Regions from separate parts of the Homo sapiens genome. Here region 2 is linked to region 1. Evidence: chromatin contacts called from ENCODE Hi-C or POLR2A ChIA-PET data. All regions are on one chromosome and are shown on one strand. The core of a region is the stretch at or near the end of the contact, and the rest is flanking DNA. Distances in the headings are between cores, read along the strand shown. Region 1 holds the start of DZIP1L (DAZ interacting zinc finger protein 1 like). Region 2 has its middle 22 kb from the start of LINC01391.

Region 1 (7,055 bases), core at 1,719-4,218:
ATTCAGGATTTGGTTTTTGGCTAAGGTAGATCTGGGTGCATGTCAAGTCTACTTTCTTACACCAGCCCTGCAAAGGAGGGCACCCTATTTACACATGGGGAAATTGAGGCTGGTGGAAATAACATGCACAAAGGTATCCTCAGAACTACTTTCTGCAAATTTCAGGGATACAGTGGGAAGAGAGCTGAGAAGCAAATGTCCTTGGCGATTTCACAGTGTCAAGTCAGGAGTGCACACCACTGACTTGTAGGCCCAGGGCAGAGCCTACATGTAATTTAGCTAATTTGATTCTAACAACTCTTCTAGGTAGAGTTTACTTTTCCCATTTTACAGAGGAGAAAAATGAAAGGTCAGAGAGGCTACGTGACTTTCCCAGGGTTATGTAGCTTGGGAATGTGGAATGTAGATGTGTCTTTGACTCCCAAGGCCTGGACTCTTCTCTTTGCTCTTGTGGGTGGCAGAAAATCCTGGGGTGAAAAAAGTGCCCTGACTAGGAGAAGACGGCAGGAACAAGATCCCCCATCCGAATACATGGTGCACAGATATCCCAACTTAGTCCTGGTCCCTGCTCCATCCACTATTTTTTTTTAATGTTTAAAAAATTGTGATAAACTGTACATAATGTAAAATTTGCCATCGTAACCATTTTCAAGTGTACAATTCAGTGGCATTAAGTACATTCACATTATTGTGCAACCATCACTACCATTTATCTCTGGAACTTTTTCATCATTCCCAAACTGAGAATCTGTACTCATGAATCAATAACTACTCATTCCCCCTCCTCCAGCCACTGGTAACCACTATTCTACTTTCTGTCTCTGTGAATGGACTATTCTAGGTACAAGTGGAATCATACAATATTTCCAGGTATAAGTGGAATAATACAATATTTGTCCTTTTGTGTCCAGCTTATTTCATTTAGCATAATGCTTTTGCCTTGATCTGAATGTTTGTGTCCCTGCAAAATGGGGTTGAAATCCTGACCCCCAAGGTGACGGTATTGGGAGGTGGGGCCTTTGGGGGGTGGTTAGGTCATGAAGGTAGAGTCCTCATAATTGGGACTAGTGCCCTTATGAAAGAAACCCCAGAGAGCTAGCCAGCCCCCTTCTACTAAGTGAGGGTGCAGTGAGAAGATGACAGCCTATCAACCAGGAAACAGGCCCTCACCAGGCACCGAATCTGCCAATGTCTTGATTTTGGACTTCCCAGCCTCCAGAACTGTAAGAAAAAAACTTCTATTGTTTATATGCTACCCACTCAATGGTATTTTGTTATAGCAGCCTGAATAGACTAAGACAGTTTTCAAGGTTCATTCATGTGTCAGAATTTCCTTCCCTTTTAAAGTTAATATTACATTGTATGGATATACCACATTTTGCTTATCCATTAATCTGTCGATAGACATTTGAATTGTTTCCACTTTTTGGCTATTGTGAATAATGCTATTATGAACATGAGTATACAAATATCTGTTTGAATCCCTGCTTTCAGTTCTTTGGGGTATATACCCAGAAATGGAATTGTTGGATCTTTTGGCAATTCTTGTTTAATTTTTTGAGGAACTACCATTCTGTATCCACAGTAATGGTACCATTTTACATTCCCACCAGCAATGCACAGGAGTTCCAGTTTCCCTGCAAGTCCTTGACAACGCTTGTTCCCATACACATTTGCTTTGGCTGCCTCAAAATGTAGAGCTTGGCAGATTGAGATTGTGGTGGGACGAAAGCCTTTGAAATGGAAAAAAGAGAAAGAGGGAGGGAGAAGAGTTGCGGAGTGGAGAGAGAGAGAGTGTGTGTGAAAAGGAGCTTTTTTCCCACTCTTCCCTGACCCTCATGGGGGCTGCAGCGACTCCTAGAACCTTCAAGCAGCGAGACAGAGGTTCCCTCCACCAGGCGCAGAGCTCTCCTTACACCTGGCCTCCTATTCCCAGCAACTTTAAGGAGATATTTTTAAGTGGCCATGGTTTTATCAAATGCCTATTAAGTTTTTGCCACAAAAGGATTTTATTTAAAATAAAAATAGGGGTAGGTATTTGACTGATGCCCCTTGTGAGTGCTCTAGAGAAGAGGAATGAATACTGACATGTCCTATCTTCCCAGATGCAGAATTGTAAAACAAACATAACTGCTTTTCACATGTGAAAGAAAACTGGCTTAGAACATACTAGCGTTTTCTTTGCCATGAAGGAGTTCACCTTCAGTGACTAAGCCAGAACTACTAGAGTTGCCGGGCCTAGGGACAGGAGACATTGCCAGTGCTTAGCCAGGCTGGCCAGGACTAACCATCTCTGCAAGGAGTCCACAAGAAGCCTCAGGGCAGCCTTTCCCTGCTCCTATCAATTTGAGTTGAGCAACAAACATTTTGACCAAATATCAGCTCTATGGCACAACTCACAGTTACGGTGCCCACAAAACGGAATCTCAGCAAAGCAACTACTACTATGGGAAGAGATCAGGGACTAATATCAGGAGAAAAAATAAGTTTTTCAGTCCTGGGTTTCCAAGTTGGCATCCCCAGGGCAAACCAGCAGGTTGGGAGGGTAGGGGGTGGTGGGTGGGGGCTGCGGAGGGAAGGTGGCTGCTGTCTGTCTGATCAGACCTGGGGCACACCCAAAGAACTCTCCTAGCTTGGGATCCGGTCAGGAAGAAACCAGGACGGTCCCTTTAGGAGGGTGGGCAGGGCTATCTGCCCGGGGGGTGCGGCCGCCCCTGCACAGCAGGCTATCGATTGTACCGGAGGCAGGGTGTGGGGAAACCGGGGCAAGTCCAGCCTCTCAGCAAGGCCAGGAAGCCATTCACTTGGATCCTGGATTTTACTAACGGATTAAACGTGGCATTCCCGCCTTCCCCCATCCGTTACAGACCTAAAAATAGCTCGTCCGAGAGGGGCCGGGAGAGGCTCCACCTCTTCTTGAGGTGGGGCGGGGCGGCTGTAGTAGGAGCTGGAGGCACCAGAGACCCCAAGCCACGAGCTGACCGACGCACCGAGGAGCTCTCTGTCCGCGGTCCCGCAGGTTGGCGGCACTGGAGTGGGCCGGGCAGGCTCTGCCTCCGCCGCAGAGAGCGCCCGGACTGCGTGGGGCTGGGGAAGCATCCCGGGAACGGCGGGCGGTGAGCATTCCGGGAACCATCTCTGGGCTGTCTGGGGCGGTGGAGCAAGTCTGGAGGCGGGACGTGGGGCGAGTATGGGAGCCGCCACCTCGAGACGTCTTCCCGCCGTCCCCGGCTCCAGGAGACCCCACGGTGAGCGGGCCGCGCGGGAAAACTATGCCAGGAATTCGTCCCGGGAGCGGGGCGGGTGGGTAGCTTGGCTGCAGTCCGAGGGATCAGCGATTCGGGAGGTTAAACATTAGCGGGGGCGAACTCCCTGCCGGGGTGCAGCGGGGCGCGGGAGGAGCCGGCTGCGTGCGTCCGCGCTGCCCAGGGCGCGCCCTTCTGGCCCGGCGCGGCCCTGCAGCCCGGCCCCCTCGGCCTGCTCCGAACTGCGGCGCCCAGGGAGGGAAGGACCCGTGCGCGGGGGACGAATGACGGGATGCCCCAAGACTCGGCTTCACTGGGAAGACGGCCTTGGGTTTTTACTTTTTGAAAAAAGAAAAGTGATTTGGGAGGGCTTGATGATCTGAGTGCCGTAGGTAAAGGAGGATTCTTTTAGTAATGAGGTGATTTAAAAGCAATCGCATTGGCATCTTTCGTTCCCCTTCTTCCTTTCCTGGGCTGGACCTCAGCAGGAGGCAGACGTGGTATTTTCATCCTGAGGTGGCTGCGCATAAAGTCCACCGAAGACCTGCTCAGTGCAGGACAGGGATCAGGAGGCAGGGCAGAGGAGGGGGTCCGAGGCTGCCTGGGCAGGGCCTAGTTCACGGAGCACTTCCTAGGGGCCCAGGGCCTAGGCTGCCCCTGCCTGGTCTCCTGGAATTCGATTTCTAACAGGACTTTGGAGAGAGGCCTGGGAAGTATGGGGTGTTCTGACTTGGCTTCTCACACCCTCATCTGCAGATAGGGTGGGTGATCTCTCCCTTCTCAGTTGCAGCCCCTAGCACCTCTCCTCCCCCTCCCGGATGTGAGGACTGGCCAGTGAGAACAATCCTGCTTAGGGAAGGCTGATCCTCCAGTCTAGTGGCTGATAAGGGGCCTTCTGACTGTCTTGGTCAGACACCTCCCTCATCTGGGAATATTTTTTGATACTATCTAACTTGATAAAATACCTCATGAAGTTGTATGCTTCAGGTTGGGAACAGAAACCTGAGTTCATGTGGGCACCATAACTGTGGGTTGTGCCATGGAGCTGATATTTGGTCAAAGGTTTTTTGCTCAACTCAAATTGATAGGAGCAGGGAAAGGCTGCCCTGAGGCTTCTTGTGGACTCCTTGCAGAGATGGTTAGTCCTGGCCAGCCTGGCTAAGCACTGGCAATGTCTCCTGTCCCTAGGCCTGGCAGCTCTAGTAGTTCTGGCTTAGTCACTGAAGGTGAACTCCTTCATGGCAAAGAAAACGCTAGTATGTTCTAAGCCAGTTTTCTTTTACATGTGAAAAGCAATTATGTTTGTTTGTTTTACAATTCTGCATCTGGGAAGATAGGACATGTCAGTATTCATTCCTCTTCTCTAAAACACTCCCAAGAGACATCAGTCAAATACCTACCCCTATTTTTATTTTAAATAAAATCCGTTTGTGGCAAAAACTTAATAGGCTTTTGATAAAACCATGGCCACTTAAAAATATCTCCTTAAAGTTGCTGGGAATAGGAGGCCAGGTGTAAGGAGAGCGCTGTGCCCGGTTGAGGGGACCTTTGTCTCGCTGCTTGAAGGTTCTAGGAGTCGCTGCAGCCCCCATGAGGGTCAGGGAAGAGTGGAAAAGGAGAACACCATGGAATCTGAGAATAAGGCTAAGCTCTGCAGTGGCAGTACTTCAGGAGAGCTCCCAGGTCCCTGTCATCTCTGTTGAGGTCTCTGGAGCTCCCTTGCATACTGTGTGTGCATAGCCTGTTTGCAAACTGTGTGAAGGTTTCCTTGGCAGCCACAACAATTAGCATTAATGACACGCCTGAGCTCCCCCAGTGGGCACTGCTGAAGTTAGCTTGGGAGCCAGGGCAGGTTTGTAAATGATTGCCTGGCAGCCACCTTGGAAACTTGGCTCCCTCAAGTTCTCCTCTTGACTGCATTCTTGAGGAAGCAGAAGAGACAGTAAAGTGGTGATGTTGTTGTTGTTGTCTAGCTGTCAGTTTATGTTAAAAAATAAGGTGTTTGGCCAATTTTGAGGGAGTTATTTTTGACAGATTATTGGTGGGCCGGTTTTAGAAGAACCATAAAGTCTCCAGGGATTGTTTCACAGTGGGATGGCTGTCTTGTGAGGTGGTGAACAACTTGTCACTGGGAGTGTGCAAAGCAAGGGTGGTAGATGGGTTTTCTATATTCTAGATGGGTGTGGGATTGTCCCAGGCAGAAACCAACTCTTAACAATGAAGCAAGTTTGAATGTTAGCACAAATATTCTTTTGGGTCCCTTATTCATAATATTGGTCTAGGAATGGGAAGTTTCCCAAAACCCTGTCAATATATCTAAAGGTGATTAAACAGCTTCAGTTTTCCTAATGACAGTGAGTCATTTCTTCTCTCTCTTTTTTTTTGAGACGAAGTCTCACTCTGTCGCCCAGGCTGGAGTGCAATGGTGCGATCTCGGCTCACTGCAACCTCTGCTTCCCAGGTTGAAGTGATTCTCCTGCCTCAGCCTCCCGAGTAGCTGGGACTACAGGCATGAGCCACCACGCCCAGCTAATTTTTGTATTTTTAGTAGAGACAGGATTTCGCCATGTTGGCCAGGCTGATTTTGAACTCCTGACCTCAGGCGATCTGCCCTCCTTGGCCTCCCAAAGTGCTGGGATTACAGGCGAGAGCCACTGCTCCTGGTTGACAGTGAGTCATTTCTTCCTTGTGTTTTTATTCCCAGATGTGGGAAAAGCAGTCTGCTCACAATTCGTCTGAAAAAAGCACGATGTCCTTGCCCCTGGGGTGTATGGTTTCCAGGTAACATGCAACACTCTCATTTGGCTTTTTGTCCGCCTATCCTAATCAGGACGCAAGCTGTGGAGCTGAGTCGGGTTCAGACAAGCCCTGCTGAAATACAGGGAGAATTTAGAATCCCCAACACTAACCCTGTGGTGATTTGCTGTAAACTCTGTCAGCGCTTGCACTTTGGTCAAGAAAACTCAGGTATTGTAATTTCCATAATGGAAAATAATTTGTATATCATTATAATTATCATAATTATTAAGAGTTTGGCATAATTCAAAAGCTCTGGAGTCAGATAGAACTTGGTTTGAATCTTGGCTTCATTATTTAGTAGCTGAGTGAGCAGGGATCTTAGCTTCTCTGAGCCTCAGTTTCTACATCTGTGAGATGAGACGAACCATAGCCATCTACAAGGCTATATGAGTTTAGAATTACTACTTTTAAAGGCAGGCACAGTGCCTGACATATAGATGTTTGATAAATATTACCTATTATACTATCATCATATCATCATAATCATCTTCAAGTTCCACAGTTCTGCTCCATCTTTTTTTTTTTTTTTGAGACAGAATTTCATTCTTGTTGCCCAGGCTGGAGTGCAATGGCACAGTCTCTGCTCACGGCTGACTGCAACTTCCACCTCCTGGGTTCAAGCAGTTCTCCTGCTTCAGCCTTCCAAGTAGCTGGGATTACAGGCACCCACCACCATGCCCAGCTAATTTTTGTATTTTTAGTAGAGACGGGGTTTCACCATGTTGGCCAGGCTGGTCTTGAACTCCTGACCTCAGGTGATCCGCCTGTCTCAGCCTCCCAAAGTGCTGGGATTACAGGTGTGAGCCACCATGCCTGGCCCTGCTCCGTCTTATAATGCCAGAGCTCTAGGACATCTAAGAATTGGACCCTTAGGGTTCTAGAAAAAGACATGAGTAATACTTTTGAGGTACATTAAAACCTCATGAACTCAGACCCCTAATTCTGTGTAGTTGGGAGTGGGGCAGCCACCTTCTGTGTTTATGGAGTATGCTCAGAGTGTAAGTATGAAGG
Region 2 (7,055 bases), core at 2,690-5,189, 810 kb before region 1:
CCATCACCTTGGGAGGACAAAGTGGGAGGATCACTTGAGTCCAGGAGTTAGAGACCAGCCTGGGCAACGTGGCAAAACCACATCTCTACAAAAAAATTAACCGCTGTGGTGGTGCATGCCTGTGGTCCCAACTATTTGGAAGGCTGAGGTGGGAAGATCACCTGAACCTGGGAGGCGAAAGTTGAAGTGAGCTGAGACCTCACCACCACTGCACTCCAGCCTGAGAGATAGAGACCCTGTCAAAATTAAAAAAAAAAAAAAGGTACAGAAATAATGAATATATGTGAGCTACAAGTTAAGCAGTCTGAATATTTCCTTCTCTCACTTGGAATATTATTACTCATCTTTATTTATTTATTTATTTTTGCAATGGAGTCTCGCTCTGCCACCCAGGCTGGAGTGCAAGAGCGCTACCTTGGCCCACTGCAACCTCTGCGTCCTGGGTTCAAGTGATTCTTCTGCCTCAGCCTCCTGAGTAGCTGGGATTACAGGTGCCCACCACCATACCTGGCTAATTTTTGTATTTTTACTAGAGATGGGGTTTCACCATGTTGGCCAGCTGGTCTCGAACTCCTGACCTCAGGTGATCTGCCCGCCTCAGCCTCCCAAAGTGCTGGGATTACAGGCGTGAGCCGCCGCACCCAGCCTATTGCTTATCTTTAAGTCAGTCTATAGTTGTAAATAAATCAGCTAGATTTAACTGGGTGTTTGTGTTTTAAACTACAAAGTTTTGCAGGATAAAGAAAAAGGAACTCAATGTATGGTCTTGAGACTGGACTGCCAATGGGATCAGAGGTCTCTCTGTCTCTCAGCAGCCCTGTCTCTCTCTCCTGGACTGCATGATCTTTCCCAAGACCTCCCTGCTTCTTTTGCATGTCCCCCTGTTCTCTGCTGAATTGACCACTCCCTCCTGGATTTGTTATACATATGGCCACTGAGGACCCTCCAGCCCCTACTCCTTCTACAAATTGAAAACCTCTCTTGGAAATTCTTAATTCCAATCTCCAAGGGACAAACTACTTGAGGCTACTCATCCTGTCAAGACAAGTCACCTCAGAGGTTGCTGGCCTACCCAGTACCTGGAATGGTGGCCCTGGGGTCACAGGCCAGCCTTGGTCCAAGAAAGAGGACAGGGTCACTTGTCAGAAAACCTTACTGCTGAACACCTCCCGGGTTCAAGTGATTCTCCTGCCTCAGCCTCTGGAGTAGCTGGGACTACAGGCGTGTGCCACCACACCCAGCTAATTTTTGTATTTTTAGTACAGACGGGGTTTCACCATGTTGGCTAGAGTGGTCTCAAACTCCTGACCTCAGGTGATCCACCCGCCTCGGCCTCCCAAAGTGCTAGGATCACAGGCGTGAGCCACCGCACCCAGCCAGAGAGGAAGTGTATTTGTATATTTCACCCTGTCTTTCACAGGGGTTGTTTCAATGGCAAGCAAGTGAATTGAGCCAAAGAGACCCAATTGCAGAACTTTTGTAGGGACTGAAGGCAAAGAGAAGCTTCTTTCCACTAAGATTGATAGCTGTGGGGAAGAAATAAGCCCAAAACTTTAGAGAGCACCCAAGTGGAGAAAGCCTGCATGGGAGTAAAGCCAGCACAAAGGAAAGCAGAACAGACAGGAGTAAGACTGCGCTCTGACCACGCTGTTCAAGCTCCTGGATCCAGTTATACCTGAAGACTTGCCATGAGTTTTCAGTGACAAACCAATACACTTTCTTTCTTTCTTTTTATTTATTTATTTATTTATTGGAATTGTAAACAACTTAAGCTGAGTTTCCGTCATCTGCAATTGGAAGACTCCTAATACACTGGGCCTGTGTTACGGAGAAAAAAGCCACAGGCTGAGGCAGAAGAGTCCTCCTCAAGAAGGATCCCAAGAGTCCCAGGACCACAGGCAGCACTGCCTCCATGCCCAGGTCACAAGGTGCAACTCAGATCAGGGGAGGAGTGCTGGGGTGACAGCCTGGCTGCGAGGGACCACACAACTGTGTGGACCCTCTGGATCCTCGAGGACTGCAGCTTTGAGTGGCTGTCAGATGCACCCTGGGCAAGAACGTAACTCACAGCCATCACAGGCGTATAAAGCAATGGCAGAGTCACCACCCTCCACAAGGGGGCAGTGTGGTCCAAAGTGGAAGTAGGTGAGAGAAAAGCTTGTTACTCAAGAAACATCCCCTGTGGACTCCTGGAAGCACCCAGAGGAAGGGCAGTTTTGCAGTGAGCTGAGATCTTGCATTCTGTAGATGGAAACTGAAGCTGCTGATGCCTGGGTTAGGGCTGGGGGCCCCTAGCACCCACAGACAAGAGAAGCTCAATAGTTCCTAGTTTCAATAATTTTTCCTGAAGATGCCCTGGGAAGATGGCAGGTGCTCAGAGGAGATGATCATAGGCTGTACCTGTGACCCAGGCACACCAGCATGGCATGAAATTGAAGAGACGCCAGGCCCCAAGGACATGCAGCCCTGGGAGCAAATAACGTGGTAATAATATCCGAAGACTGACGTCCCAAGACCCCTGACAATAGGCAGGATGGGGGCTTAGAGTCAGAAATTGGATCATTTAAAGAAGGCCACGTAGCTGGGCTTGGTGGCACACATCTGTAGTCCCAGCTATTTGGGAGGCTGAGGCAGAAGGATTACTTGAGCCCAGGAGGTCGAGGCTACAGTGAGCTACGATTGTGCCACCCTACTCCAGCCTGGGCAACAGAGCAAGAGCCTGTCTCTAAAAAATAAATAAATGAAAAAGGGGACCACAACTAATGCTGTTTGTTTCACACTTGAGTTTGTAAAGCAATAGTAAATTCTCTATATCAGGGGTAAATAATAAATTTTCTATATCAGGGGTCCCCAATCCCCGGGCCACCAACTGGTACGAGTCCATGGCCTGTTAGGAACCGGGCCGCACAGCAGGAGGTAAGTGTGGCAGGTTAGCCAGTGAAGTTTCATCTGTATTTACAGCTGCTCCGAATTACCACCTGAGCTCAACCTCCTGTCAGATCAGTGGCAGCATTAGATTCTCATAGGAGTGCGAACCCTATTGTGAACTGTGCATGTGAGGGATCTAAGTTGCCCACTCCTTATGAGAATCAATGCCTGATGATCTGTCACTGTATCCCATCACCACTAGATGGGACCGTCTAGTTACAGCAAAACAACCTCAGGGCTCCCACTGATTCTACATCACGGTGAGTCGTATAATTATTTCATTATATATTGCAATGTAATAATAATAGGAATAAAGTGCACAATAAATGTAATGCACTTGAATCATCCCAAAACCACCCCCCACCCCCATGAAAAATTGTCTTCCGTGAAACTGGTCCCTGGTGTCAAAAAGGTTGGGGACCACTGCTCTATATGTGGTCTCTGCCCTCTCCAGGGCAAGCTGTCAGGAAAGGGCCTGGTGTGTCTGAGGGGACTTGGGAAGGGAATCCCAGTAGCAGAGACATGCAGGAGCCCAGCTTCTCCATGTCCTGGACTCTCTATCTCAGAGTACATGGGGTAAGGTCTGTGGCATTTTCTCAAGCCCTGGATAGGACAGCCACAATTCAGCCATGTGACCTCTCTCCTGAGCATAAATACAAGCGGCCCAACTTGGAACCACTTAAGAAGCAGAAACCAAACCCCAGCGAGATGGAAAGCACTTCACGCATCATCCAGCTCAACCCCCTCAGGGAGCCAAAAAACAAAATAAAATAAAATAAAATAGGCTGGGGCCTTGCCCAAGGTGGCATAGTGAACTGGTGACTCAGCCAGGAGCCAAAGCCAGGCCTCCTGACCACAAGTCTGGAGCTCTGTACCCTGTGCTGCAGGCCCTCTCTCCTGATGAAAATCTCCACATTCCAGATGAGGAAAAGGAAAAGATTTCTGCACCCTGCGTTTATCTTCACATCTGGACTTCACACTCTGGAATTCAATAGTGAGAGCTCATCACTGTCATTTCCTTGGGATAATGCCTATTGCCCTGACCCATAAAGCTTCAGTCTTACTTATTGCCCCAAACCAGCCCTAGCCACTACTGAGTTAGATGGTAACAACAGTAGCAATCATTTATTGAGCATTGTATTCATCAGCATTCTCCAAAGAAACAGAAACAATAGGAGTTGGAGAAGGGCTTATTTTAAGGAATTAACTCCTGCGATTGCAGGGACTGGTAAATCCAAAATCTTATTTTTTTCCTTCCGACAAGATGGCCAAAATCCAAAACCTATAAGGCATGCGAACAAACAGGAAACTCCGGCAAGGGCCCACACTGCAATCCTGAGTCCAAAGGCAGTCTGGAAGCAAAACTCCTACCTCTTCAGGGACATCAGTCTTTTCTATTAAGGAGGGTAATCTGCTTTACTCAAAGTCTACTGATTTAAGGCCAGGCACAGTGGCTCACCCCTGTAATCCCAGCACTTTGGGAAGCTGAGGAGGGGCATCAATTGAGGTCAGGATTTCAAGACCAGCCTGGGCAACATGGCGAAACTCCATCTCTCCTGAAAATACAAAAAAAAAAAAAAAAAAAAAAAAAATTAGCTGGGTGTGGTGGTGCGTGCCTGTGATCCCAGCTACTCGGGAGGGTGAGGCAGGAGAATTGCTTGAACCCGGAAGCTGGTGGGTGAGCCGAGATTGCTCCACTGCACTCCAGCCTGGGCAACAGAGTGAGATTCTGTCCCGAAAAATAAAAATAAAAAATAAAATTAAAAAATTAAAATAAAAAATAAAATCTACTGATTTAAGTGTTAATCATAGCTTTAAAAAAATACCAGCCAGGTACAGTAGCTCACGCCTGTAATCCCAGCACTTTGGGAGGCTGAGGCGGGTGGATCACCTGAGGTCAGGAGTTCAAGACCAGCCTGGCCAACATGACAAAACCCCGTCTCCACTAAAAATACAAAAATTAAGGTCGGGCGCGGTGGCTCATGCCTGTAATCCCGGCACTTTGGGAGGCGCAGGCGGGCGGATCACAAGGTCAGGAGATCGAGACCATCCTGGCTAACACAGTGAAACCCCGCCTCTACTGAAAATACAAAAAATTAGCCAGGCGTGGTGGCGAGCGCCTATAGTCCCAGCTACTCGGGAGGCTGAGGCAGGAGAATGGCGTAAGAAAACCCGGGAGGCGGAGGTTGTAGTGAGCCTAGATCGTGCCACTGCACTCCAGCCTGAGCGAGACTCCGTCTCAAAAAAAAAAAAAAAGAAAATTAACAGGGCATGGTGGCGGGAGCCTGTAATCCCAGCTACTGGGGAGCCTGAGGCAGGAGAATCACTTGAACCTGGGAGGCGGAGGTTGCAGTGAGCTGAGATCGCGCCATTGCACTCCAGCCTGGGCAACAAGAGCAAAACTCCATCTCCAAAAAAAAAAAAAAAAAAAAAAAAAAAAACCTTCACAGTAACATTTAGGCTACTTGTTTGACCAAAAATCTGGATACCATAGCTTATCCTAATTGACACATGAAACCATCACAAGCATTCCTCTGTGCCAGGCATTCAGATCATCTCAACAGCATTTTGAGACAGCCGTCATTATCCCCATCTTACAGAAGATAAAACCAAGGGCTTAAGTCCAAGTCCACGGGAAGTTGCGGACTATATCTGGAATTCCAGTCTCCCCTCCTTCCTTGTCCATGACTTCCCCCATCTCACCACTGGCTCTCACTCGGTTGCAAGAGCCCAAAAAGTGTGTCTAGGCCACAGGTTCTCAGCCACTGACGCACATTACAATCACTGAGAAAAACTCATCACTGAGTTTTTCTCAGAGATGAAGCAAACCAACAAACAAAAACCAATGTTCAGACCCTACCCCCAGAGAGTCTGATTGAGCTGGTCAGAGGTGGGCCCCTGAGCATCAGTATTTTAAGCTCTCCCAGGTGCTTCTAATGTGCAGCAAGGCTGAGAACCATGGTTATAGAAGGTGGGACAATGCAAAGCATGGGTCCCTCATCTCTTTGGAGTAAAGATTGCCCAGCAGAAAATAACCACAACCTAAATGAAATCAAGTAGCTATAAAATAGCCTGTGGGAAAAACTAGCAAATATATTTCCTTTCTCAGCATGAAATTGGCCATTTCCCCTCTCATTTTTCAAGCAGTGTACAGTGAGTATTTCTTTCATTATTTGGAGATACAAAAGAGTGAAACTGAGTTTAATTCATGTGGGCAACAGGCATTTGGTGAGCACTTGCTGAGTGTTGGGCAGCCAGCAGTCAGATCTAATGTGGTTCCTGTCTTTAGCCAGCAAGCCACTGAGGGGGGCAGTAAAGCCCATGAAACAACGTGGGAAGTGCAACGACAGAAACTTGTCCCAAAGGTGCCAGAGCCCAGAGATGGCGACCAGCAACAGGCTGGGCAGGTGAAACACTGGGTTTGACACTGTGAAGCCTGTATTTTGAGAGACTCACAACCACAATGAATATCCCTCCCTTTGTTGTCGAGGCCTTGAGTACTCGAGGCAGCAACCCAACTGTGAAGGGAACCAGCCAGGTCTACCAGCAGATCCTTACCTATTCTACCAGTCCTTGGTGAAATGAGAGAAGCTTACATTTAGAAGCTCTTGGTATTAAAATATCCCTTCTTTTCTGAATTGATAATAGAATTTGGCTTTGCTAATAATGTCCTGATGTGCCAAATCAACAATTGACAAGTCTGTGTGGTTTGCCCAATACTCCATGGGCTCATGAACTCCAAAAACCTGGGAAGCACCACAGTAGACAATGGCCTGGGGCCTCACAAGAGCAGGAACCTCTGTGATCCTGGTTTATGAGCATAGACCTGTCCTCACTCTGTGTACCCCTGAGCTGCCTGAATAAACCACATGACATAGATTATCAGCTCTTTTCATTTTTTTTTTTTTTTTTTTGAGACGGAGTCTCACTCTGTCGCCCATGCCGGTGTGCACTGGCTCAATCTCGGCTCACTGCAAGCTCCGCCTCCCGGGTTCACGCCGTTCTCCTGTCTCAGCCTCCCAAGTAGCTGGGACTACAGGCGCGTGCCACCACACCCAGCTAATTTTCTGTATTCTTAGTAGAGACGGGGTTTGACTGTGTTAGCCAGGATGGGATTGTCAGCTCTT

The links. Hi-C counts contacts between places; a loop is a spot of excess contacts on that map. ChIA-PET counts read pairs that join two places held with the same protein, here RNA polymerase II (POLR2A). Pooled maps may share reads with other maps.
Region 2: a loop to region 1 is called in a map of ascending aorta, with 2.9 times the contacts of the local background. The contact joins the enhancer-like site here to the promoter of DZIP1L in region 1. A Hi-C loop is called at or near these places in 1 of 168 maps with a recorded cell type or tissue (ascending aorta) and 11 of 50 pooled maps. POLR2A ChIA-PET finds 5 or more read pairs at or near these places in 1 of 52 experiments (GM10248).

Annotation. Positions count from the first base shown.
Region 1 is chr3:138,111,521-138,118,575 of GRCh38, reverse strand. DZIP1L (DAZ interacting zinc finger protein 1 like) reads left to right here and starts at 2,968. Exons shown (of 16, transcript NM_173543.3): 1 at 2,968-3,248. RefSeq lists enhancers at 2,656-3,155, 3,156-3,657 and a silencer at 3,314-3,533.
Region 2 is chr3:138,918,689-138,925,743 of GRCh38, reverse strand. No RefSeq gene overlaps it. Among named protein-coding and RNA genes, the nearest start is that of LINC01391, 22 kb to the left of the region's middle. RefSeq lists an enhancer at 2,190-2,239. Within about 2 kb of position 3,939, at least 6 of the 41 ENCODE cell types and tissues checked have a DNase peak (open chromatin) inside an H3K27ac peak, as active enhancers do; they include ascending aorta, where a contact is called at or near this core.